Linked DNA regions of Homo sapiens: region 2 is linked to region 1. A link is a loop called in an ENCODE intact Hi-C map of the cell type or tissue named here. Cell type or tissue: Calu3. All regions are shown on one strand. Each heading gives the region's core, and the rest is flanking DNA. Links, peaks and the distances in the headings are about the cores only. Region 1 has its middle 34 kb from the start of KCNK17. Region 2 overlaps KCNK5 (potassium two pore domain channel subfamily K member 5).

Region 1 (11,863 bases), core at 1,964-9,963:
CAGGAGTAGTTGCTCATGCCTGTAATCCCAGCACTTTGGGAGGCTGATGGAGGAGTAGAGCTTGAGTCCAGGATTTCAAGACCAGCATGGGCAACATGTTGAGGCCCCATCTCTACAAAAATAGAAAAATATTAATGGAGCATGGTGGCACACACCTGTGTTTCTAGGTACTCAGAAGGCTAAGGCAGGAGGATCTCTTGAGCCCAGGAGGTTGAGGCTGCAGTGAGCCGTGATCTTACCACTACCCTCTGGCCTGGGAAACAGAGGGAGAACCTGTCTCAAGAAAAAAGAAAGTGTTCTAAAATAGACTGTGTTGAAGTTGGCGCATATCTATGAATTATACTAAGAACCATTGACTTGTACAATTTAAATGGGTAAACTGTGTGGTATGTATATTATATCTCAATAAGCCCATTTTTAAAAAAACAAAACCCACTAGAAGATAAACTTCAGGAGGATGGGACTTTGCTAGCTCCTGACTGTCTCTGGCGTGTGGTGGGCACCCAGGAGCTGTTTTGTGACTGGTAAATGAATGAATGCTTGACCTCTTTCTCCCAACCCCTCACTGCCAATTCAGTGCAAAATCCTATTGTTTGACCTCTAAGTTCTGGCCGCTTCTCCCCAGCTTCACTGCCACCACGCAGTTTCACACTACCATTTTCTCCATCTCACAAGAGCCCCCTCCCATCCATTCTCCACGCAGCTGTCACAGAAGCCTTCTAAAAAGACAGAACTGATCTGTCCTGCCTCTGCCAAAAATGCCTCAATAATTTCCCATTGCTCCCAGGACAATGTGCAAAACCCCAAACATGGCCTCCAGGCCACCTTGCCTGCCTTGGCTTCTCCACCTACCTTGCCTGCCTTGGCTTCTCTGTCACCACCATACTCTGCTCTCCCCTCTCTGCAGTAGGTATCAGCTCTCCTGGTTCCTCAGACACTGCCTAGAACATGGGCAGAGCCTCCACTCACCCCATCCCACACACCCACTCTCCTCTCCAGTAGAGCTCAGCTCCAGGCCATCTCCTTACAGGGCTTCCCAGAAAGAGGCCATAACCCGCTTCGTAGGTCCTCACATCTCCCTGAAATCTCATGGCACTTACCATGCAAGCTTGTCATTATATATCTATTTGGGTGTTTATTTCAATTCAACTCAACCAATATTTATGGATGACCTGCATGCCAGGTCCTCTTTCACAACACCTCCTCCTGGTCCCATCCCCAACCTACAAGGGCTCCCTGTCTGCCTCTGTCCCTTTGCCCCTGAGAGGCCAGGACCAGCCCAGCCAGTAGACTCCTGGGCAGATAATGACAGCAAAGACACAACAACTGGCCATGCACAGTGGCTCACACATGTAATCCCAGCACTTTGTGGGGGCCAAGGTGGGTGGATCACTTGAGGCCAGGAGTTCAAGACCAACCTGGCCAGTATGGCAAAACCCCATTTCTTCTAAAAATACAAAACTTAGCCAGGCATGGTGGCAGGCACCTGTAATCCTAGCTACTTGGAAGACTGAGGCAGGAGAATCACTTGAACCCAGGAGATGGAGGTTGCAGTGAGCTGAGATCGCACCATTGCACTCCAGCCTGGGCGACAGAGCAAGACTCTCTCAAAAACAAAAACAAAAACAACAAAAAGACGCGATAACAACTGCCACCCAGTCCAGCCTTTCCAGGGCCCGACTGGCCCAGCAGTCAGGGCCAGTGAGGAATGGATGGGCAGAGCATGAGCTGGGCACCTGGACAAGTTCTAGATCAGCTCTGCCACTGGCTGGACATGAGGCCTTGGGCCAATCCCTGCCCTCCCTGGACTTCAGTGTCCTTATTTATAAAAAGAGTCTCTCGGTCTGACTTAGGAGAGTATTCTTTGAATCAATGACCAAGATCTTTATAAAAAGTTCATGATGACAGGGCTTCGGGTTTCACTCATTCACTCTTCAATCGTTGATCATTGATTCATTCATTAATCGCCATATATTTATCAAGCATCTCCTCTATAACAGGCCTTATTCTAAGCTGAGTTGTCACAGGGACCAAGACAATGACAGGCAGGGCCTATTGAGGATACAGATATGGGGCCACGGACACAAACACATCAACAGGCAATCCCAGTTCTGTGTGTGAAAGGAAAAATATAATGTTCTTTATTCTTTTTTTTTTTTTTTTTTGAGACAGAGTCTCACTCTGTCGCCCAGGCTGGAGGGCAATGGCGCGATCTCTGCTCACTGCACCCTCCGCCTCCCGGATTTAAGTGATTCTCCTGCCTTAGCCACCTGAGTAGCTGGGATTACAGGTGCTGGTCACCACACCCAGCTAATTTTTGTATTTTCAGTAAAGACAGGATTTCGCCATATTGGCCAGGCTGGTCTTGAATTCCAGTCCTCAGGTGATCTGCCCACCTCGGCCTCCCAAAGTGCTGGGATTGTAGGCATGAGCCACTGCACCTGGCCATAATATAATGTTCTTTATTTTCTAATAATGCCATCTTTATTTCAAGTGCTGCCTCAAATGAGGTAGAAGGAGAATATATCTGTTGTCAATGCTGCCTACTCCTTTTCTGCCATCACCTCCTTTCTTCTAGTCCAGGAAAAGTATTTATCAAGTCAAGGAAGGGATGGGGAGCAGGGTGGGATTCAGTTACTGTGGATATGTAACAAAAAAATTCACAATTCAGGCAGGGCTCAGCGGGGACACTTCTGTTCTGCTGGGCATCCGCTGGGGAAGCTGGAAGGCTGCAGCAAGATCATCTGAAGATTCACTCACATGCCTGGCTGTTGGCTGAAAACTTAGAATATGTACAGGTGGCCTCCCCATGTGGCCTTGGCTTCCTGACAACACGGCGGCTGGTTTTCAAGGGTGAGTATGGACAGAAAGAGAGAGAGAAGCTGAACTGCTGCAATGACCTACCCTGGGAAGATTAGGCTTGCGCCACATTCTGTCCACCTAGTCGTCTCAAGATCCCACTCAGTTTCAATGGGATGAGGAAATATCCAACTCTTGATTGGAAAGGTTCTGGAAGAGCATGTGGAAAAGAAACTATGGCCATGGCCACGTTTGAAAAATACAAGCTACCACAAGAGTGGGGAATGGTCCAGTTTACTTTTTTTTTTTCTAATGTCTCCCCTTTTTTTTTTTAATGACTTAAACCTTTCAGTTCCCCTAAGGGCTTAGGATTCAGGACACAAAGTCCAGTGACTTTTCTGCTTTCTGCTTTGTCATGGTCCTCCTGAGGAAATAAGGACCTCAGTTAACATCTAGCAAGTAACACCAACCAGGTGGAAAAGTGCTCTGAGAGCCACCCTGGCCTGAGGAATTGGGAAGCTGGGAAGGGAGGAGGAAGGAGAAAGTGGCCAGATGTGGAAGAGACAGGTAGGGCAATGAGGGACAGAGGGACGTCAGGGTAGATGCTTAGTGCTCCATGCAGGGAGGGAACAGCATGTGCAAAGCTGCTAAAGGAAAAAAAGAAGAAGTCAGCATTGAGACAGAGCTGAGAGACGAGGAGGGTGAGATTGGCAAACCAGTTAAACTTTATATGAGGAGTCTGGTGTGAAGTCATGGAAGGAAGGGTTTTAAGCAAAATAATGTGATAAGATTTGTATAAAGCCTACCTTGAATAAAGTGAAATGGATTCAAGAAGCATTTGAGAAGCAGAAATATTGGGTCTTGTTGATGTATTGGGTATGGAGGAGGGAAAGGGAAGCTTCCCCCAGGTGCTCACAGCACCTCCTTCTCAGGGTTTGCCCAGATTCTGGCCAGGAGGCCACAGCCACTGCCAGGAGCCAGCACAGCCCACTGCATGCCTGCAAAGGCGGGCCATGGCAGGACAAGACCTCCTGGAATGGGATGAGACATGCACTCCCAACTGTCCACAGCTTCACTAGGGCCTTCATCCGTGAGCAGGATTCCCGTCTGTTCTCTCCCCAGGAGCAGAGCTCAGTAGCCTCTGACAAAGGGACTTCTCAGCCAATGATGCGGGAGTAGAGGCCTAGCAGGCTGGAGGGCAGTGGGGAGGAGGAGCTGCAGGGCATCCTGCAGCCAGAGAGCACCCCCTGGGTGAACAGGTGACCCAATCTGCCTTCCACAGGAATCACCAGGAAAGGTGAGGCCAGGAAGGATAGAGACGCTTCTTGCACACCTGAGTGGGGAGATGCGTCTGCATTGGGACCAAATCTGAAGTTACCTGGGCCCCTGGGCCACCTGCTCTGGGCACCCAGCACTAGCACCATTGTGCCCAGGGCAGGAAAGCCACAGGATGAATGTGCCCCACCTTCCTAGAGCAGCAATTTGGCTCAAAGAATGTGAGGAAAATATTATTTTCACATTAAACAGTATGATGAAGTAGAATGTAAGATGCCTGTGTGGATATTCAATAAACGGAAGACTTGCGATCCCACTGGTGCTCTGGGTTGGCTGTTTTGAGCCAAGCCCACGCCCACACACAAGCCTTCAGGGGAATGTGGTGTGGCTCCTTCAGGTGCCTCTCTGGTGGAAAAGTCTGAGGAAGATCACAGGCTTCGTTAACACCCGCAGTCCCGAGGATGGCTCTGCAACAGGATCTGCTGCTGGGAACGAACAGCAGTGTGTGGAAGGGGCCCCCAGGCCACACAGGTGTCACCTCAAGGAGCAGCTCCCGGTCACCCACAGCACTGAGAGGTGGTGGAAGTGTTGGTAGTGTCTTTCACTGGTGGAAGGTGACCTCTCCTGGAGCTGGTCTAGGCTCCCAGCAGGTCGTTCCTGTCACCTATCCTGCCATGGCAGCGCAAGTCAGTTCTCTCTAGCCGGCAGCTCCCATTGGGGATTGCAGCCAAGGAGAGTCCAGGTGGACTTTAGTCAGCCAGCAGTGGAGAGGAGACAGGAGAGAAGCCCCTCCTTGCACAGTTGACTTGGGCTCTGGTTTTGCTGGCAGTGCCCAGTTCTGGCACCTTTGCCCCCTGGTCAATGAGTACCAGGGTGGCTCTGGGTCAGAACAGTGACCAAAGGGCTGGGTGGGAGTGGACAGGTAGTGGGAGGGGCAGTGAGAGATGCAGGAAAGGGCTGTAGCCCTTTGTGGTCTGACTGAGAGAAGGAGAAAGGAACGAAGAGCAAGCACAAGCACGGGGGAGAAATGAGGGACTTTCTGTGTCGTCATCTTTTCCTGGTGTGAGGAGAGACCCTACCAGGCGGACCCAGGCCATCTGCTCTGCTCTAGTCCGTGGGCCCAATAGGACCTCTGCAGAGGTACCCAATGGCCCATGGCTACAGTGGACCTGGTACAGAAGAAAGAGAGCTGTACCCACTCCTCAGGAAGCCCCAGTAGAAGGGATAGAACGAAGATACAGCCCCGTCCTCAGGGCCCTAGTCTGAGGGGAGACGCAGCCCCGTCCTCAGGGAGCCCCAGTCTGAGGGGAGACGCAGCCCTCTCCTCAGGGAACCCTAGTCTGAGGGGAGACGCAGCCCTCTCCTCAGGGAACCCTAGTCTGAGGGGAGACGCAGCCCCGTCCTCAGGGAGCCCCAGTCTGAGGGGAGACGCAGCCCTCTCCTCAGGGAACCCTAGTCTGAGGGGAGACGCAGCCCCGTCCTCAGGGAGCCCCAGTCTGAGGGGAGACGCAGCCCTCTCCTCAGGGAACCCTAGTCTGAGGGGAGTGGTCTCCTTAGGTCCCTGCAAAGGCCCTTGCCTCCCTCACCACCTGTACTTCTGTGGCTTTGCTCCAAATTCATATAAACTGAGATGGGAAATCCTAGGAACTGAAACACTGTTAATCACCCTTTATTATTGCCCTTCCCTGGGTGACTCAGCCGTAGGAAAATCACAGCTCCTGAAGTGAACCCGGAAAGAAAACTGAAAGGGAGAGTGATGAGTGAGAGTCAGCTACTGCCACAGCCTTGGCAGCCACATAGCCTTGTCCCCAGAGGTTGCTGCTCTCAGCTGGTCACAGGCAGCTCCTGTACGGACAGAGGCAATGGGGTGGGTCTGGGCCAGGGGACGCCCAGTCCCCAGGGAGCCCCTGCAGCAGGGCTGGCCCTAGATCCATGCAGGGGCCAATGCACAGTGGTGAAAGCCTGGGGTGATCTCAGGGCCAGTGATTTGCTGTCCAAGCCTCTGACTCCTGCCCTTCCTGACTCAACCACATCCGGTTTGGGCTCTTGCAGGCTCCCACCTGGAACGCCCTCTCTTCCCTCCTGCGTGCCACACCCCGCTCTCTGGCAGCCCCTGATGTCCTCCTCAGAGCTGTCCTCACACCCTCTGTCTCAGCCCTTCTGGGTACTTGCTGTCACCTGACTGACTTGGGGTATGTGGGGTCTTTTGTCTTTTCTTCTCACTTGGACCCTGAAGCCTCAAGAACAGGTGCTTCCTGCAACAGAATGTGCTCAGCCCTTAGGAAAACCTGAATGAAGGAAGGAAGAAGGAAAACCAGAACCCAAACTTTTAGTTTTCTTGGCAGAACCAGAGATTGGGGGCCATGAAATGCTACGGGACACTGACCTGGCTGCCTTTCCCTAGGAGTGTGAGAGGACGAAACTTCTCCAAGCTAAAGGGGGCTTAGAAATCACTTGAAAACAAGCTCTTTTGAGGGGAAGGACCGGCCAAGGCCACCCTGCTTGCCAGCAGCAGAGCGAATGCTCATGCCGGGGTCTGCTGCCTCACTCCCTCTGCCTGACCCTCCACCCTTGTACCTGGACCCTGGGCTTTGGGCCAGGCTGAAACCCAGAGCAAGACATACTGTTCTGTGCTACTCCAGTGGGGCGAGGCGGGCAAGGCAGCCATGGCAGTGGCTGACCTGCTCCACCCACAGTGGGCACATTTCATCACCATGAGGGCTGGTAGCTTCTGTGGCCCAGGGAAAGCTATGCTTTGCAAACACTGAGCTACCTGGATCCCCATCCTGGTTCTTATGCAAGCACTCGGAACATTCCAGCCCCAGCCAGTGGTGAGAGCACAGCTGCCTGGATACCCTTCTCCTGCCAAGGCAACTCCTGGGGTCACTGTAGCCTGAGGTCCTGGCATGGGCTGCTCAGGAGGGGTCCTGCCCAGTTTTTCCTACTGCCAATGGCAGCAGTGTTTCCTACTGCTGATGGCAACGGTGTTTGGAGATAATCATAAAAATTATGATTCTAGGTTACTCTACCTGGCACTTCACAAACATTTTATCACCTAGTCCTCTTATGAACCCAATGAGGTAGCTACTGTTATTATCCCCATCTTTCAGGAGAAAGGCATTGGGGCCTGAAAGGGGCAGAGACCTGCCCAGCTGGCACAGCCAGCGTGTGGTGGAGTCGGAACTGCCCAGCTCCAGACCCTTGTTTTCCCTCACCGCACTGCCAGTGACCCAGCTGCTGCCACACCCTCCACCCTCGAAAGTGCTCCCAAGGAGAAGGCCACCTGAACTTCGGGCACGAGAAACAAGCCCTCTGGATAAGTTACAAAATGCTACAGGTGCTGGGGAAATAGGTGGTGCCAGGACCCTCTGCTTAGCCATAAACAGTGCATATTGAAACCCACTTAGGTCGGGTGTGGTGGCTCACACCTGTAATCCCAACACTTTGGGAGGCCGAGGTGGATGGATCACTTGAGGTCAGGAGTTTGAGACTAGCCTGACCAACATGGTGAAACACCACCTCCACTAAAAGTACAAAAAGTAGTCAGACATGGTGGCACGTGCCTATAGTCCCAGGTACTCAGGAGGCTGAGGCAGGAGAATCACTTGAACTCAGGAGGTGAAGACTGCAGTAAGCCGAGGCTGAGATCGCACCACTGCACTCTAGCCTGGGTGACAGACTGAGACTCTGTGTCAAAAAAAAAAGAAAAAAGAAAAAGAAAAAGAAACCTACTTAGGATCTCCCCTCTGCCTGATTCACCTGGTAGGGAAAGAATAGAGATGAGAACTAGCATTTGGCATCAGAGAAGCATCCACTGGGTGCCAGCCCTGGGACAGGCACTTATAAGATGATGACATTCAGCCCCAGGCAGAGCAGGTAATTTGGAAGTTCTTCTGTGTTTGAACCATCTGTGTGATGTCCTGAGGGCAACAGCCTCTACTGAGGGTGCTCAGGGCTCCACCCTTTGATCTTTCCTTCTCAATACTATGATTAGAGACCATGATCAAGACACACCTACCTACTGAGTTTCGAGGCCAGCAGGGTGGGCTAGCTAACACGGTGGAAGACAGGCTAACACGGTGGAGGTCAGGATCTGGATGGCAGTCTGCCCCATCAATATGAGTTGGTGTCCTTCAACATTTCCTACAATGGCCATCGAGGCCCTATTTGTGCCAGGCCCTGGACACCCGAATGGACAATAAGGGGTCACAGCCCTGGATGCAAATTGAGGGGGTTGAGTAGAACCACAAGAGCTATTGCCAGCTTCAGAGGCCACCCCCAGGATAGAATGATTAACTTGTGGGGAGGGTCAAGAAATGGTGTACAGGAGAGAGGCTTATCTGAGCCCAATTTTGAAAGACAAATAGAATAATAGGGTTCCTGCCCATGTAACCGCAGGATTCGTGTGAGAATCAGATGAGATAATGGGGACAGAATCTTGTGACAGAATCTCTTAAATCTTTAAAAAAAATTTAAAAACAACTTCTATATTTCCACTGGTTAGGAAATTGAAGCCCAGAAAGGTGGTATGACTTGTTCAAGGTCAACCAATGATTTAGAGGCAAATGCAAGACTCAAGACAGACCTTCTGATTCCAGCACTGTGTTCTGGCTTGTATTAGTCCATTTTCACACCGCTATAAAGAACTGCCTGAAATTGGGTAATTTATAGAGAAAAGAGGTTTAATTAACTCACAGTTCTGCATGGCTGGGGAGGTCTCAGGAAGCTACAATCACGGCAGTAGGGGAAGCAGGCACGATCTTACATGGTAGCAGCCGAGAGAGAGAGAGAGTAGGAGGAACTGTCAAACACATAAAACTATCAGATCTCGTGGGAACTCACTCACTATCACAAAAACAGCATGGTGGACACTGCCTCCATGATCCAATCACCTCCCACCAGGTCCCACTCTTGACACATGCGGATTATGGGGATTACAATTCGAGATGAGATTTGGGTGGGGACACAGAGCCAAACCATATCATAGTGCCTCTAACTGACTTCCATTGCCAAAACTGCTTGTCTAAGTATCTTGTTTATGAATGTTACTATAGAGTGGTGGCCCTTTACACTGTAGTATGAATTAGTGGCCAGCATGCTTGACAGAGAGCGCAGAACAGGGCAGTGAGGGAAATGTAAAAGTGGGAAGAGAGGTTGGAGATGAGAAAGAGACAAGTTGGGAATATGTAAGGCTGGGGGCCAGGAGGAACATTAAACTTCCTAGGGGACAGGTTTGTCCCCCATTTAACATTAAATTAAATGGGGGACAAGGAGGTTTGCATGGAAGTAGGAAGAGAGCTCAGGAAAGAGAGGTGAGGGTGCCAAACACAAACTTTACTATATGATCTGAAGGCCCTGTGTCCAAACCCTTCCTCCCCAGAGTGAGGAGCTGGGCCTGGGGTAAGACAGGAGAGACCTATCCTATGGGCTCTCTCTGAGCCTCCAACTCCACTGAGAGCTGTCCTGGCGGGAAATGGGAGTCTCACCTCCATATTCCCTTCCTTGTACAGAAGGGAAGAGGAAAATAAATAAGAATAGGAGATCTTCATTCAGGCTTCATGGGCCATCCCTGCCCCCACCTGGAGAGGAGGCTTGCAGTGACTCTTCCTTGTTTACTAGAAACCATAAGCTGGCAGTGAGGATTCTTGTTCATTATACCAAAGTGCAGAGTCTAGAGCCTCATCCCCCAGGTTAACTGGGCTCAGAGGATAATCCAGTCTTTTTTTTTCTTTATCTGTCTTCATTTTTGTTGACTTGGCCCACTCCACCCTCTCTCAACCTACATGATCAAGCCATAGAAGCAAATTTGCAGAAGACAAAACAAACAAAAATGTAAAGCAGAAAATTTGAAATGCTCATTATTCCACTCCCTAAGTGAATAAATTATTGGTTAACACTTTGGCACACTTTCTCTCTGTCTTCGTACCGGAAACATACCTGTATATTTCCCAGGAGACCAGATGGCCTGTGTAAAGTCTTCATATGCAGCTCCCTGACTCATAGGGGTGTAGGGAACAGTTTTCTTTTCTTTTTTTTTTTTTTTCTTGTTTTTTTTTTTTGAGATGGAGTTTCGCCCTGTAGCCCAGGCTGGAGTGAAATGGCATGATGTCGGCTCACTGCAACCTCCGCCTCCCAGGTTCAAGCGATTCTCCCGCCTCAGCCTCCCAAGTAGCTGGGATTACAGGCATGTACCATCATGCCCAGCTAATTTTGTATTTTTACTATAGATGGGGTTTCACCATGTTGGCTAGGCTGGCCTCGAACTCCTGACCTCAGGTGACTCACTTGCCTCGGCCTCCCAAAGTTCTGGGATTACAGGCGTGAGCCACCAGTCTTCTTTCTTAAAAGCCCCTTGGGCACCCATAGAAAGGCTGGTCTGTGCATCTTCCTGGTGGATCCTGGTATCAGATCATTTGCATGTATTGACCTTTCAGGCTGATATACATGAACATCCCTGGGACATGGACCAAACCCTAATTCCACAAGTGCAGACAGTCCTTCCACCTCCCTGCCACCACCCACCAAGCTGGGAACTTGAGGATTCTCTGCAAATCCTACTCTTCCAACCTGTCCCTTAATCTAGAGGAACTTCGTCAACTTCATGCCCGTCTGCTGTGGCCTCAGAGTTGGAGCCTTCTCTTATTCTCAAAATTAACAGCGTCTGTCTGGACCTGGTCCATTCGGGGTAGTTCAGCTAATCCCTGCCAAGCTAGCCTGAAGGCACTTATACTCCATGGGTCAAAATGTCTTAATGTGCAAACTAAAGATGCTAACTGATAATAACAGTAGCTGCCAATCACTCAGGGCAAGGCACTATACTGGGTTCTTTAGATTATTGTCTTTACAGCCCCATCAGAGGACACTCCTAGATCCCACTTTACGGATGGGGAAACTGAGACTCAGAGATGTAGGCTGATTTGCCTAATGACACCTGGCAGGGGAGTCCAAAGCCATGGGACTTTCCCATGGGAAAGGAATGGGACCTTCCCATTCCTCTCCACTGTCTCCATGATGCCCAGTGAAAAACATTTTAATATGTCAGTGCCAGATGGAACTTTTGCTCATCCCAAGATAGCTCCATAGTAGTGCACTATCCTGACATAATTCCCACAAAAAGCACAAGATCTCACCTCTTAGTTTACCTGAGTGGCCTTTTCTCAGCTAAAAGCACACATCCCACGAGACTATTTAAATCTTGCAAACAGCTCTATCACCTCTGTCACTGCCTTCAAGGATGCCCTGGGAACCCCAATTTGGAAACATCTAGCAAGGTCAGCATATCCAGTCACTGGCCTCCCACCAGGTGGTCAGTTATCTTGGGGATCTCTGTCCCATTCAGTCACTCATTGGTGAGTTCTTGAGCATCTGATATATGTTCAGGACTGAGCTTTACATAAAGGTACGGCTCAGACCCTGCCCTCGGGCACTCACAGGGGTGTGTGTGTCTGTGTGTGTGTGGTTCTTTGTAATCTGGATGTACCTGTCCATGAAATGTCACAGGTCAGGTTATCTGGGAAGAACCTGCAGAGATGAGGAAAGGTTTGCTGGGGAGTGAGTCCGAGGAAAGGAAGCAGGCAAGAGCAGGATTGGGCAGAGACCATGAGACCGTGAAGCAGATCTGACCCCTATCCACCAGCCCAGTGGGGAACTCCTGAGCAAAGACTGCCCATTAGAGGAACCTTGAGTTGGTAATGGCCAGGTGCTAGAGCCACTACTGTGCTTAGCCACCTGAGTCAAGGCCAGTGAGGCAGCCAGGGCGTAGCATGTAAGGAGGTGCTTGCACACTCCT
Region 2 (11,863 bases), core at 1,230-9,229, 90 kb after region 1:
AGATTTGACAGTTGATGCTGGCTGTTGGCTGGGAGCTCAGCTGGGGATGAAAACACAAGGCCTCCGCATGTGTTTGGGAACCAAGGCGAAAAGCAGCAGGCTTCTTAGACCTCACCTGTCCAGCGTCTCTTCCGCTGCCTAGACTGCTTCTGTTGTCAAGCCACTAAAGCCCAGATTCCAAGGGAAGAGGATTAGATGACACCTTGATGTGAGCAGTTGCATAAGAAGGGAGGGAATGGAGGATGGCTATCTTTGGAGACCATCTACCACAGTGCTTCTGGGGAATCTACACAGAGAGCATGTCTTATAACTTGCACAGTGGTACCATATAGACTAGTGGAAGACCTGTTGACCAGGCTTAGTCCCTGCCTTCAGGGAGCTCCTTGTATGATGGAGGAGATACAGCTCATGTCATCATAATTGCTTTATCAATGATCATGATCAGAGTATGATCAAGGGAAATATCATTACTTAAGTACTGACAATAGATCAATATCAATTTATCTTAGAGAACGGGCTGTGTGTGTGTTGGAAGCAAGGCCCACTGGTTTGACCACCCCTCCTGTTCTTGGCCTCACTCTCTCCTTCCTCAGGATATGGCAATGTGGCTCCCAAGACCCCCGCCGGTCGCCTCTTCTGTGTTTTCTATGGTCTCTTCGGGGTGCCGCTCTGCCTGACGTGGATCAGTGCCCTGGGCAAGTTCTTCGGGGGACGTGCCAAGAGACTAGGGCAGTTCCTTACCAAGAGAGGTGTGAGTCTGGTATGTCCCCTACCCTGGGTGTTGGGCAGAGATGGGGGAACCATGACAGGTGAGGGGAGGACAGGAGGCCTCTAGGAATTGGACCAAGGGTGTAAGGACAGATGGCAAGAGGATAGTTTCAGAGCTCCTTGCCCTCCCGGGTCAGGCTGGGTACCCAGCTAGCTTCTCCTCTAGCTGCCTCCCTGGCCCTCTGGGTGCCTTTGCTGGGTTTCCAAGTCTCCACTATTCTCTGACTTGGCCTCCTGCTCCCCATCAGCGGAAGGCGCAGATCACGTGCACAGTCATCTTCATCGTGTGGGGCGTCCTAGTCCACCTGGTGATCCCACCCTTCGTATTCATGGTGACTGAGGGGTGGAACTACATCGAGGGCCTCTACTACTCCTTCATCACCATCTCCACCATCGGCTTCGGTGACTTTGTGGCCGGTGAGTCCCTGCCTCTGCCTCCCACCTCTTTTTCTGCTTCTTTGGTTTCAGTGCAACAGACCTATGTTGGGGGTGCCCTAGGTAGGGTTCCATGTTCTGGGCACTTCTCTTACCCAGTGGGATTCTCAACCCACTCTGCCATTTGCAAGAGGAAACTAAGACCCAGAGTAATGACAAAAAACTCTTTTCTCTCTGGTTCCCTTTCTCAGACATGGCCTTTTTCCTCCTCCTTTCCTCTCTGCTCAGTCTCTGATCTCCTCTCCCTCAGTTCTCCCATGACTCCTGAGCTTGGCTTCATGGGGGACTTGCAAGTAGGGCCTTCTGCCTGCACGGTTGGTACCTGCTACCCAGGGAGCCCCTGAGCCCACCAGCACCCACTCCACGCCCTCAGCAGCCTTTCATCTTTCACAAGAGTGGAGGGAGGTGTCCTGAAGGCATGGCTCAGAGGCCTGGGGCTTTGTTCCTGCTGTAGCAGCTTAAAGACAAGGGAGGCCTTCTCCCCAGCTGCCCTGCCCCCAGCCCTGACACTCCCTCCTACTCCTCCCCTGCTTAATCCAGGGAAGTGATGAGGTTCTTTGGCCCCTTTGTCTGAAGGCCTGTTACCAGCTGGCCCCAGCCACACATGTACTTGTGTTTGTGGCCTGCACAGCATCTTGGTTCTTAATCTTCTTGACACCCTGTTTGACCCTGTTGACCCACCACCCCAGTGACCTCAACTTCTGCTCCAGAGGCCTCTGTTCTGTACCCCCTCCCTTTTGCCCAGAGGGCAGTGGGAGGCCACTAGCCTTGTGCTTGATGTATGTGGCATCTGGGAGCAGTTGGCTGAGTTGGGGGAGGAACAGGAAAGAGAGGCACAAACACTCCCCTGACCCTGCCAAGTCCGGGCCTGCTGTCCTGGGCAGTACATGTGGACAAGGCACAACCCTGCCATTGTCCAGCCCTTGAGGCCCAGAGCAGGCTAAGGAGGTGCCTCTGGTATTAGGGAAATACAGATGTACACTTAGCCATACTTTCTCAGCACCAGCAAGACACCAAACCCTGCCTCAGCTTTCTCTTCTGTAAAATTAGTAAAAATAATAATTACTATTCATGAGTGTTAAGGGTAGGGCCTGGCTATATCAGTGTGTGCCCTCATTACTGTCATCATGAAACTCTGCTTGTGATTGAGAGCCTTGAGCAGGATTAACAGGACCACTCAGGGCACCTGCTATCTGAGCCCGGTCGTGGGAGGAGAACTGACCGGGCTACAGCACCTGGAGGAACCTCTAGTCTGATGAGAGAGGTAGCCCCCTTCCTCCAGGTCCCTTCTGTAAGTTGCTCTTGTATCTAGTCGAGGGGGCAAATGGAATACAGGTCAACATGCCTGTACATGTAGTCGTCAACGACATTTCAAATAATCCTGGAGTGTAGGGGGAACCTTCAGAGCTGTAGGGGGTAAGCCAAGAAGGCTCCCTGCAGCAGGAGGGGGATGTGGAGCAGACAGAGCCCTCCTCCAGGTCAAGGGAGAGCTGATCTGAGGAAGTCAGGGAGGCAGACCAGACCTTCAATGAAAATAAAAATGGTTCAGCGTTTCTTGCCACGGTGGGTGCTTCCTGGGTCATCTCAACCTAACCACCAGCCTTGTTTGTAATCCACCAGTGTGAGTCTAGCCCCAGCTTGGAGGGTGCTGGGGGCTCCCTTGTGTAATATCCATCCATTCCGTTTTTAAGTGAACTGTATCATATACGCAGAACAGCTGGGGATGGTAGAAGAATTAACAGAAAGGCAAATACTCATGAACTGTTTCTTGACCTGTGTGTCGGTTACATTGCCAGTCCCCCAAAGCCCCTTTAGCTTCCTTCAAAGAGTCACTGTCTTGACTTTTTTTTTTTTTTTTTTTTTTTTTGAGACGGAGTCTCTGTCTGCTGCCCAGGCTAGAGTGGCAGTGGTGTGATCTTGGCTCACTGCAACCTCTGCCTCCCGGGTTCAAGCAGTTCTCCTGCTTCAGCCTCCTGAGTAGCTGGCCCGCCACCATACCTGGCTAATTTTTGTATTGTTAGTGGAGCTGGGGTTTTACCATGTTGGTCAGACTGGTTTCGAACTCCTGACCTCAAGTGATCCACCTGCCTTGACCTCCCAAAGTGCTGGGATTGCAGACGTGAGCCACCATGCCTGGCCTGTCTTGACGTTTCTAGTTGAGGAAACCGAGACTCAGAGACAGGCTGGAGACTGGGATGGGGTCATGAATGATGGCAGGCCCAAGCCCTTGAGGAAGATGGGATAGTCCAGGGTCTAGAACAGGCCCCTTTCTATCCCACTGCACCCCCGTCCTGTGCTCTGGCCTGACCCCTGCTCAGATCACACAGCATTGGCCATTGCACATTTCCCGGGCCCTGCTAACTCTTCCTGACCTCTGGACTGCCTGTCCGCTCAGGTGTGAACCCCAGCGCCAACTACCACGCCCTGTACCGCTACTTCGTGGAGCTCTGGATCTACTTGGGGCTGGCCTGGCTGTCCCTTTTTGTCAACTGGAAGGTGAGCATGTTTGTGGAAGTCCACAAAGCCATTAAGAAGCGGCGGCGGCGACGGAAGGAGTCCTTTGAGAGCTCCCCACACTCCCGGAAGGCCCTGCAGGTGAAGGGGAGCACAGCCTCCAAGGACGTCAACATCTTCAGCTTTCTTTCCAAGAAGGAAGAGACCTACAACGACCTCATCAAGCAGATCGGGAAGAAGGCCATGAAGACAAGCGGGGGTGGGGAGACGGGCCCGGGCCCAGGGCTGGGGCCTCAAGGCGGTGGGCTCCCAGCACTGCCCCCTTCCCTGGTGCCCCTGGTAGTCTACTCCAAGAACCGGGTGCCCACCTTGGAAGAGGTGTCACAGACACTGAGGAGCAAAGGCCACGTATCAAGGTCCCCAGATGAGGAGGCTGTGGCACGGGCCCCTGAAGACAGCTCCCCTGCCCCCGAGGTGTTCATGAACCAGCTGGACCGCATCAGCGAGGAATGCGAGCCATGGGACGCCCAGGACTACCACCCACTCATCTTCCAGGACGCCAGCATCACCTTCGTGAACACGGAGGCTGGCCTCTCAGACGAGGAGACCTCCAAGTCCTCGCTAGAGGACAACTTGGCAGGGGAGGAGAGCCCCCAGCAGGGGGCTGAAGCCAAGGCGCCCCTGAACATGGGCGAGTTCCCCTCCTCCTCCGAGTCCACCTTCACCAGCACTGAGTCTGAGCTCTCTGTGCCTTACGAACAGCTGATGAATGAGTACAACAAGGCTAACAGCCCCAAGGGCACATGAGGCAGGGCCGGCTCCCCACCCCACCTTTGATGGCCTCTTCCCCCCTCACCCTAGGGTGTCCCGAGATGACCGGGACGCCTGGCCCCTGGTGGGGGGGCAGCCTCGGAACTGGGAGTGGGGGGCCAGGGGCCTTCCTAACCTTCCATCATCCTCAGCTAGATGTATGCCCGGGACAGGGCCTCTGTTCTCCAGCTGAACCATACCCTGGCTGTGGGGGCATCTGTCCTGAGCTTGGCTGGTGTATCTCACAATGCAAAGACATGCTGGCTGGCGGGACAGGTGGGCAGGACTGACCCTGAGGAGGCCTTGCCTGCAGGGTCTTTGTCTCACCATTTGGTGGAGTATCACACGGTTCTCTGAGGTCTGGGGCCTCAGCTGTTTAAGTTTACCGGTATTACTGAGCTCGGCATTTGGAGAGGGAGCTCTGAAGTGTCTGGGGAGGTACCGCTGTGCGTGGGGTCAGGTGTTTCCGTACCACAGCAGGAGCAGGGCCCGCCCGCATCCCAGCTGTGGGCCTGCCGGTCAGGTCGGGCACCTACTACAAACCGTAGTGGGGTGGAGGCTGCTGGAGGTGGGAGTGAGGAGATGAGGGCAGGGTCTCAAACAGTCCTGACTCACAGGGCCTGGAAACAAGTCCTATGTGGGCCTGGGGCCTGGGGTCCTCATCCTCCTTGTTGGTCTACTCAGGCCCAGCCCAGAGCTGTGTTCCCTGTCTCAGGTCAAGCAGTGGCAGACGCAAGGCTTTCTGTGGGCCCCCAAGTGGTAGGAGGGAGAGTAGCAGAGCATGGGTTACTGGAAGCCGGGACTGCTAGGGCTGGTGGCCAGGGAGCTGCAAGAGTGAGGCTCAGCTCTGGCTGGTTCTGCCCTTACCCCTCCTGCCCGCCTGAGAACTGCACACCCTGCCCGCTGGCCCCAGGACCTGCACTCCCAATCCTGCTGTCTTCTCCTTCCCTGTGCCCTGAACAAGGACCTCACTGCCCGCCTTCCCCTCCCACCAGCCCCCTTGGGCCAGGCAGGGTGAGGCCAAATTGCTCTTGGCCCACAAATGGGTGATGGTCAGATATGTGAATCAAGCTCCTTTCTCTAGCTAGTGTTTGATGTGCACGTGTGTGTGCACAGTGCGTGTGTGCACACGCACACCTGTGCACTCGTGTGTGTTTAAGAAAGGAAAGGATTTGGGCTGGGGAGCAAAAGATAATGTGAAACTGTTGGTGGACTCTCTGGTGAGGGGTGGGCAGAACTTGCTGCTACTAGAGTTCTTGGGTTCTCCATGATGTTCACCCTGGGGCTGGCCCACTGTGTCCTGAATGTTTTTGTTATTTTTTGTTTTATTTTTTAAACAAACTGCTGTTTTTATATACCTGGAATCTGTTGTTGGCTTCAGAGCCAGTGGTTAAAGAGCAGGGTCCCAAGGATTGGGAGATCTAGTGTCTGCCCTCCTGCCCTGCAACTCAATTGGGCCTTTTTCGGTGACCTCATCCAAGGCCATGATGTCAAGGGCCATGTCCCCAAGCAGAGGTGGAGAAGGGGACACTGAGGTGAGCAAAAGCAGGAAGGGGCATCCACTGCGGGTGACTGGAGGCCGGGCAGGAAGCAAGTCATCAGAGCCGCTCAGCTCCGTTCACTCTCTGCCTTCTGCCCCACTACTGTGGGGCAGTGGGGCCAGAGCCCACCTCCCCAACATGTGAAGACAGTGATGGGCACGTGCCCACACCCCCACTTCTCTAGCCGTTTGCAGAGGCCGCCACCCAGCAGGGGCCTGAAAAGGAGCAGCCTCGTATTTTTCTGTGAAATGTTTTAATGAACCATGTTGTTGCTGGTTGTCCTGGCATCGCGCACACTGTATGTACATACTGGCAACGATGTCAAATGTAATTTATTTTAACATTTTTACAATAAAACATGAGGTGGACAGGCCAGCTTGGTGTGTGCTGTGTGTGGGTCAGGTTAGAGAGGGGTTGGCTTCTGGCCTCTGAGCAGCAGGGGAGCCTGGGCGCATCCACAGAAGATAGAGAGGACTCAGGACAGACTGATAAGAGGATTGGATGGTCTGGAGGGGAGAAAAGAATGAAAAGAGATGAAGAGAGCGGGGAGAGGCAGGCCTCTGTGGGGAGGTAAGGACGCGGGAGGAACATTGCAGTAGAGGTTTGAGAATCAGGAAGGAGTGGGAGGAGCAAGGGGAGAGGCGGGGTGATCATGGCAAACGCATGTCACTCACCACTTTGTCAGGCACTAAATGCTTGCACTGAATAATACGTGAGTGGACTCATTTGACCTGGCAAGAACCCTGAGAGGGCATCAGTACATCTCCATTTTATAGACGAGGAAACAGGCACAGAGAAGTTGCCTTGTGCAAAATCTCAGTAAAAATGGTGAGACTAGATTCAAACCCAGGCAGCCCAGCTCCTGTCCCCTCTACCACTGTGATGAGATGAAAAAGACTACCTGTGGTTTTGTGGCACACCCAACATCTCTGGAAAGGGCTCCTGTCTCCAGGTAGGTGGACCAGAGAACTTGAGCGAAGCTCAAGCCTTCTCAACTCAAGGGGTGGGCAGGAAATGTAGAGCCTGAGCGTGGGCACTGTGGACTGGAAAGAATGTGAAGGAAGAATGGAGCCAGGCTCAGCCGGGCATCTGTCTCCATCTGTCTAAAGGGAGGCTTTGTCAGGCTTCAGCTGTTTGGGGACTGGCCCCTTCTATGACCATTTCAGGGCTCAGCACCAGAAAGGATGATTTCTGAGTTCATTGGAAAAAAAAAAAAAAGTATGATTTCCGGAGTGAACCACATTTTTCATGAGGGCATGGATGTGTTTACAAAGGATTATATGTATTTACCAGCCAATTCTGCAACGACACCATCCCTCCCTCTGCCAACATCACTCCCTCTTGCCCTCTTTCTGCTCCCCCCGACCCCTCTCCTGCCATCACACACAGGTCCAAGGTTCTCCGGTTTTGCTTTAATCACATTCAGCCTCAAGGCAATAACAGTTCCATAACACTGTAAGCCCCACCTTTATTCAGCACTTGGCCTGTTCACAAACCCCATTGACAAACATAGCCCAGGTTATTTGGCCCATCTACAGTTGAGACGAGAGCTTGGGGAGCATGACTTCCTAAGGGCACCCAGCTGGACTGAGGCACAGTTTTGCAGAACTGTGTTCACAGATGATAAAGCACAGACCCAAGATTGGGTGGAGGTGTGGCCTTGGGTCACTGTGGCCAGGGTTAGTCTGGAGCTTTCTGAGTAAGAGATGGGAGGTAGGGCAGCAGCTAGAGCAAAGGGTGGGGCCCAGGAGGCCTCAAGTTCCCCAGGGGTCATGAGCAGGGGAGGGGTACCATGTGGAGGCATGGGGAACATTCCATCACAGTCCGGGGAGCTATAGGGTGGATGGGAGTGGGGCCGGTGGAGGAGGCTGGCGAGTGGCGGAGGAGTGGCAGATGGGTGGGAAGTCACTGGAGATAACACTAGCAGGGAAATCCTTCTGTTGAAGTCATTGATGTTTTGTTGTTGTTTTTTGAGACCGAGTTTCACTCTTCCCCAGGCTGGAGTGCAGTGGCATGATCTCAGCTCACTGCAACCTCCACCTCCCGGTTCAAGTGATTCTCCTGCCTTAGCTCCCGAGTAGCTGGGACTACAAGTGTGAGCCACCACGCCCAGCTAAATTTTGTATTTTTCAATAGAGACAGGGTTTCACTATGTTAGCCAGGCTAGTCTTGAACACCTGACCTCAGGTGATCCGCCCACCTCGGCCTCCCAAAGTGCTGGGATTACAGGCGTGAGCCACCGTGCCCGGCCGTCATTGCTGTATTTCTAATGCAAGGCAGAGATAATTGGATTGGTGAGATCTGGCGACTTGCTGGGGTCCTCGTGGAGGCAGCACTCCTCCTTTCATAGGCCCCAGGGCTCCATTCCCAGCAGGCTTCTCCGCTGTCCTAGTAAACCAGCACCTGCTCTCCACCAGCACCACCTGGGCTCTCCATTATTTGTTCCACTAATGTTTACTGAGCACCTATGTATCATTATCCTCATTTTACAATGAGGAAATTGAGGCAAATATAGGATTTTTTCCAAGCTGAAACAACTATTAACTGGCAGCAAAGCAGCTTCCCTGACTTGCATTCTCATTCCTCATTCTACCCTCTAAGTTTCTGATCTGACAGGGGAGACATCTTCAGAGAACCCAGAGTCTGATGGAGGTGAGAGACAGCGTCTCCCTTCAAGGAGTCTAATCTGACAAGGAGGAGAGCACAGAAAGACCCTCAGGGTCCCAGCTGGGCTTCTTATCTCCTGCATGATCCTGGAGGAGACATTTAGCTCCCTGCCAGAGGTGATGAAGAGAAACCAGGATGTTTGGGTTTCACCTCCTGACTGGAAAGAGCCAGGCAAGGTAATCAGCAGCCACCATTGCATCTGAAGCTCTCATAAGTCTGGGGTAGAGTGGTGGGGAGGGACAGGCAAGCTGGGCTGCACAGCTCTGGGTGGGGCCTCCAGAAATGAGGCCCCTGAGGTTTGGTCTCAGCTCTGCCATTCATCTCTCCATTCTTGAAATAACAGGTTCCCGGTTTCCAAATTCATGCACAACTGGTCCAGGAACCAATGACAACTCGTGAATTGTCAGGATGTATTTCACAGTGAAAACCCCTCCCTAAGATCTCTGTCCCGTCTATCCATCATGGCCCCATCACCAGGGTCCAGGCCACCTGGCCCCTCACCTGGATCTCCCACAACAGCGTAGGGCCTGGCACCTGGTAGGGGGTCCACAGATATTTGTTGAATGAATGAATGAGCCCCATCTGCTGGTCTCCCTGCCTCTAATACTGACTCCCTTTCTACCTGGCCATTACTGTAGCCAGCAACCTAAACTCAAACCTGACCCATTTCTTTTCTGTTTTAAACTCCTCAGGGGCTCCCCATTGCTCTTCCACCCCCTCCCCCCCGCCCCACCTCTCTCTTCAGCCTCCTCTCCTTTCCCACCTCTCTGGGCTCCAGCCACTTTGCCGTTGCTGTTTCCTCTGCCCTGATGCCCTTCCTCTCTCTCTCCTGGGTAAGTCCTGAGACCTAGTGGGATTAGATATGGATATCACCTTCTCTGGGAAGACTTCCACAATTACCTGTAGCCCTCCCGGATTCTGGGCCAGGTGCTCCTCCTCTGTGTTCCAGAGCCCCTTCCTCAGTAAGCTGCCTCTCTCCCACCGAGCTGTTCTGATGTTGTTCCAGCTCCCTGCCTCCTGGTCTTATGCCTCCTCCCCTGACTGGGAGCCGCTAAAGGGCACAGGGAGTAGCTTGTCCACCTTCAGATTCCTGGGAGCCCAGTGTGGAGAGGGGCCCAGCTTTTCCATGTTTACTAAATGGAGGGTAAATGAACTAGAGGCCTGGCCCCTCCTACTGGTAATTCAGTCCCTCTCTTCCTGGGGCAGAGGCCAAATCAGGGGGCAAGGCTTGTTCCAGAAGGGCGAGTCCCCACAAGGCCAGGTGGATGATCTTGAGGGCCCTTGTGGCAGGCTGAGTTGGCCTGGTGAGTCACCTTATCTTGTGCCAAGTCACTTGAATCTGCAGGGCAGTACTGGAATAAAGCACACCTTATTTCTCCCCACCCCAGGGAGCACTGTCATTGGCACCCCCTTTTCCACTTGCCCCATCTCCCCATCTTCACCTCTTACTGTTCCCAGGTGATTCCGGGAGCTGGGCCTCCCAACCCAGCAGCTCCCCAGTCCCCACGGTTCCCTCAGGATTACCTCTGCTCCCAGCAACCCTGCACACCGGGCCCAGCCTCTCAGTTCATAAAGCCCTTTCACACCCATTCCTGGGTGGGATTACGCAACAGCAGGGAGCCAGGTGCAATATTTTACAGGCCTCAATTTAAGGGCCTTTTCCAAATGAGGTAATAAATGTTTTGGTTTGATTTTCCAGGAAAACAAGGCCTAAGGCTAGAACTGGGAGATGGTCAGAAGAAGTAGCAGAAAGGGATGTAGAGGTAAACATGGGGAAAGAGGAAAAGGTCATACATGTTCATTTTAGAGCTGTTTCAACTGTGGGCAACTGGGGCTTAATCCCACTAGACCTCCCCTGAAAAACCTGTAGAATACACCTCAGATTTGTCCATCTGAAGGACAGGGACCATTTATCCACCAATTCCACCCTTGTTGGTTAAGGATGGCCCCAGGGAAATTCATCCCCACCCTCCTTTCATACATGTGGATGCAACAGGCGGTATTATCAAAAGATGACTGCGACAATATCTCCCCACTCACATTCTCATCTGCAAAATGAACTGGCCACTCCCCAACAGGAAGCAGAGTCTATTCCCTTTGAATGTGGGCTGCCCCCAGGACTGTTTTAGTCAATGGAATATGGCAGTGATTCCTGTGATTTCTGAACCCGTGTGTGTGTGTGTGGGTGTGTGTGTGTGTTTTGTTTTTTTGTTTGTTTTTTGCCCAGGCTGGAGTGCCCAGGCTGTTGTGCAATGGCACGATCTCGGCTCACTGCAAGCTCCGCCTCCCGGGTTCACACCATTCTGCCTCAGCCTCCCGAGTAGCTGGGACTACAGGCACCCACCACCATGCCCAGCTAATTTTTGTATTTTTAGTAGAGACGGGGTTTCACCATGTTAGCCAGGATGCTCTTGATCTCCTGACCTCATGACCTCATGATCCACCCACCTTGGCCTCCCAAAGTATTGGGATTACAGGTGTGAGCCACTGCACCTGGCCGAACCCACATGTTAAGGCCTGGCAGCTTCCACTTTGGTGCTCTGGCGGAAGCCAGCTGCAATGTAAGAAATCCAAGTACCTTGAGACCCACACTGTGAAGAAGCCCAAACTCGCCCATGGAGATGGCACATGGAGAGAGAATTGGCCCCACTGAGATTCCATCTTGAACACTGCAGGCCCAGCTGATGCCATACAGAGTGGAGCCCAGCCAGCCCGCAGATTGCAGAATCATGAGCAAAATAAATGATTGTTTTCATAATCCTGAAAGCCTGGGAGTGGTTTGTTACACAGCAATAGATAATTGGAACACTGGCTGGGCTTGCCCTGAGCTATGTGACCTTTGCCGGGCTTTGGAGAAAGCTTGGAGGTAGAAAGGTAGAGAGACACCTGGGCACCCTGAGGTGGCACTACAGCAGCGGTGAAATGCCAAGTGGGCTGAGGGATTGGGCCACCTGGCACAAATAGTATCTCCTACCTGGAGGCTAAAACTCTTTGCCCTCGAACACAATAATTGGCAGAGCTGAGACCAACTGTCACTGGGTCTTCTAACTCTTCACCCGGGGCTCTTTTCCTTATGCAACATCAAAGTTCGTACCTTCCAGATATCAAAGCCCATTCTACTTTAGGGTCTCTAGTTCTCCCTGCTATGTTTAAAGAGCCTGGGTTCTGCTACTATCCAGCTGCACGAC

Evidence for each region. A loop is a pair of places that touch in the nucleus more often than their neighbours do. Peaks named below come from ENCODE experiments on the same cell type or tissue, not always from the same donor. Only the 100,000 strongest peaks of a DNase experiment are listed, where the experiment ranks them.
Region 2: a loop joins it to region 1, with 2.6 times the contacts of the local background. A loop is called at or near these places in 4 of 110 quality-filtered maps.

Annotation. Positions count from the first base shown.
Region 1 is chr6:39,274,589-39,286,451 of GRCh38, reverse strand. No RefSeq gene overlaps it. Among named protein-coding and RNA genes, the nearest start is that of KCNK17, 34 kb to the left of the region's middle. In Calu3, for the core only: no CTCF peak of the experiment used is centred there; DNase peaks (open chromatin) are centred at 4,958, 5,831 and 6,101.
Region 2 is chr6:39,183,491-39,195,353 of GRCh38, reverse strand. KCNK5 (potassium two pore domain channel subfamily K member 5) reads left to right here. Exons shown (of 5, transcript NM_003740.4): 3 at 594-760; 4 at 1,017-1,185; 5 at 3,599-6,383. The coding sequence ends at 4,464. Among named protein-coding and RNA genes, the nearest start is that of KCNK5, 40 kb to the left of the region's middle. In Calu3, for the core only: a CTCF peak has its summit at 5,220; DNase peaks (open chromatin) are centred at 1,695 and 5,223.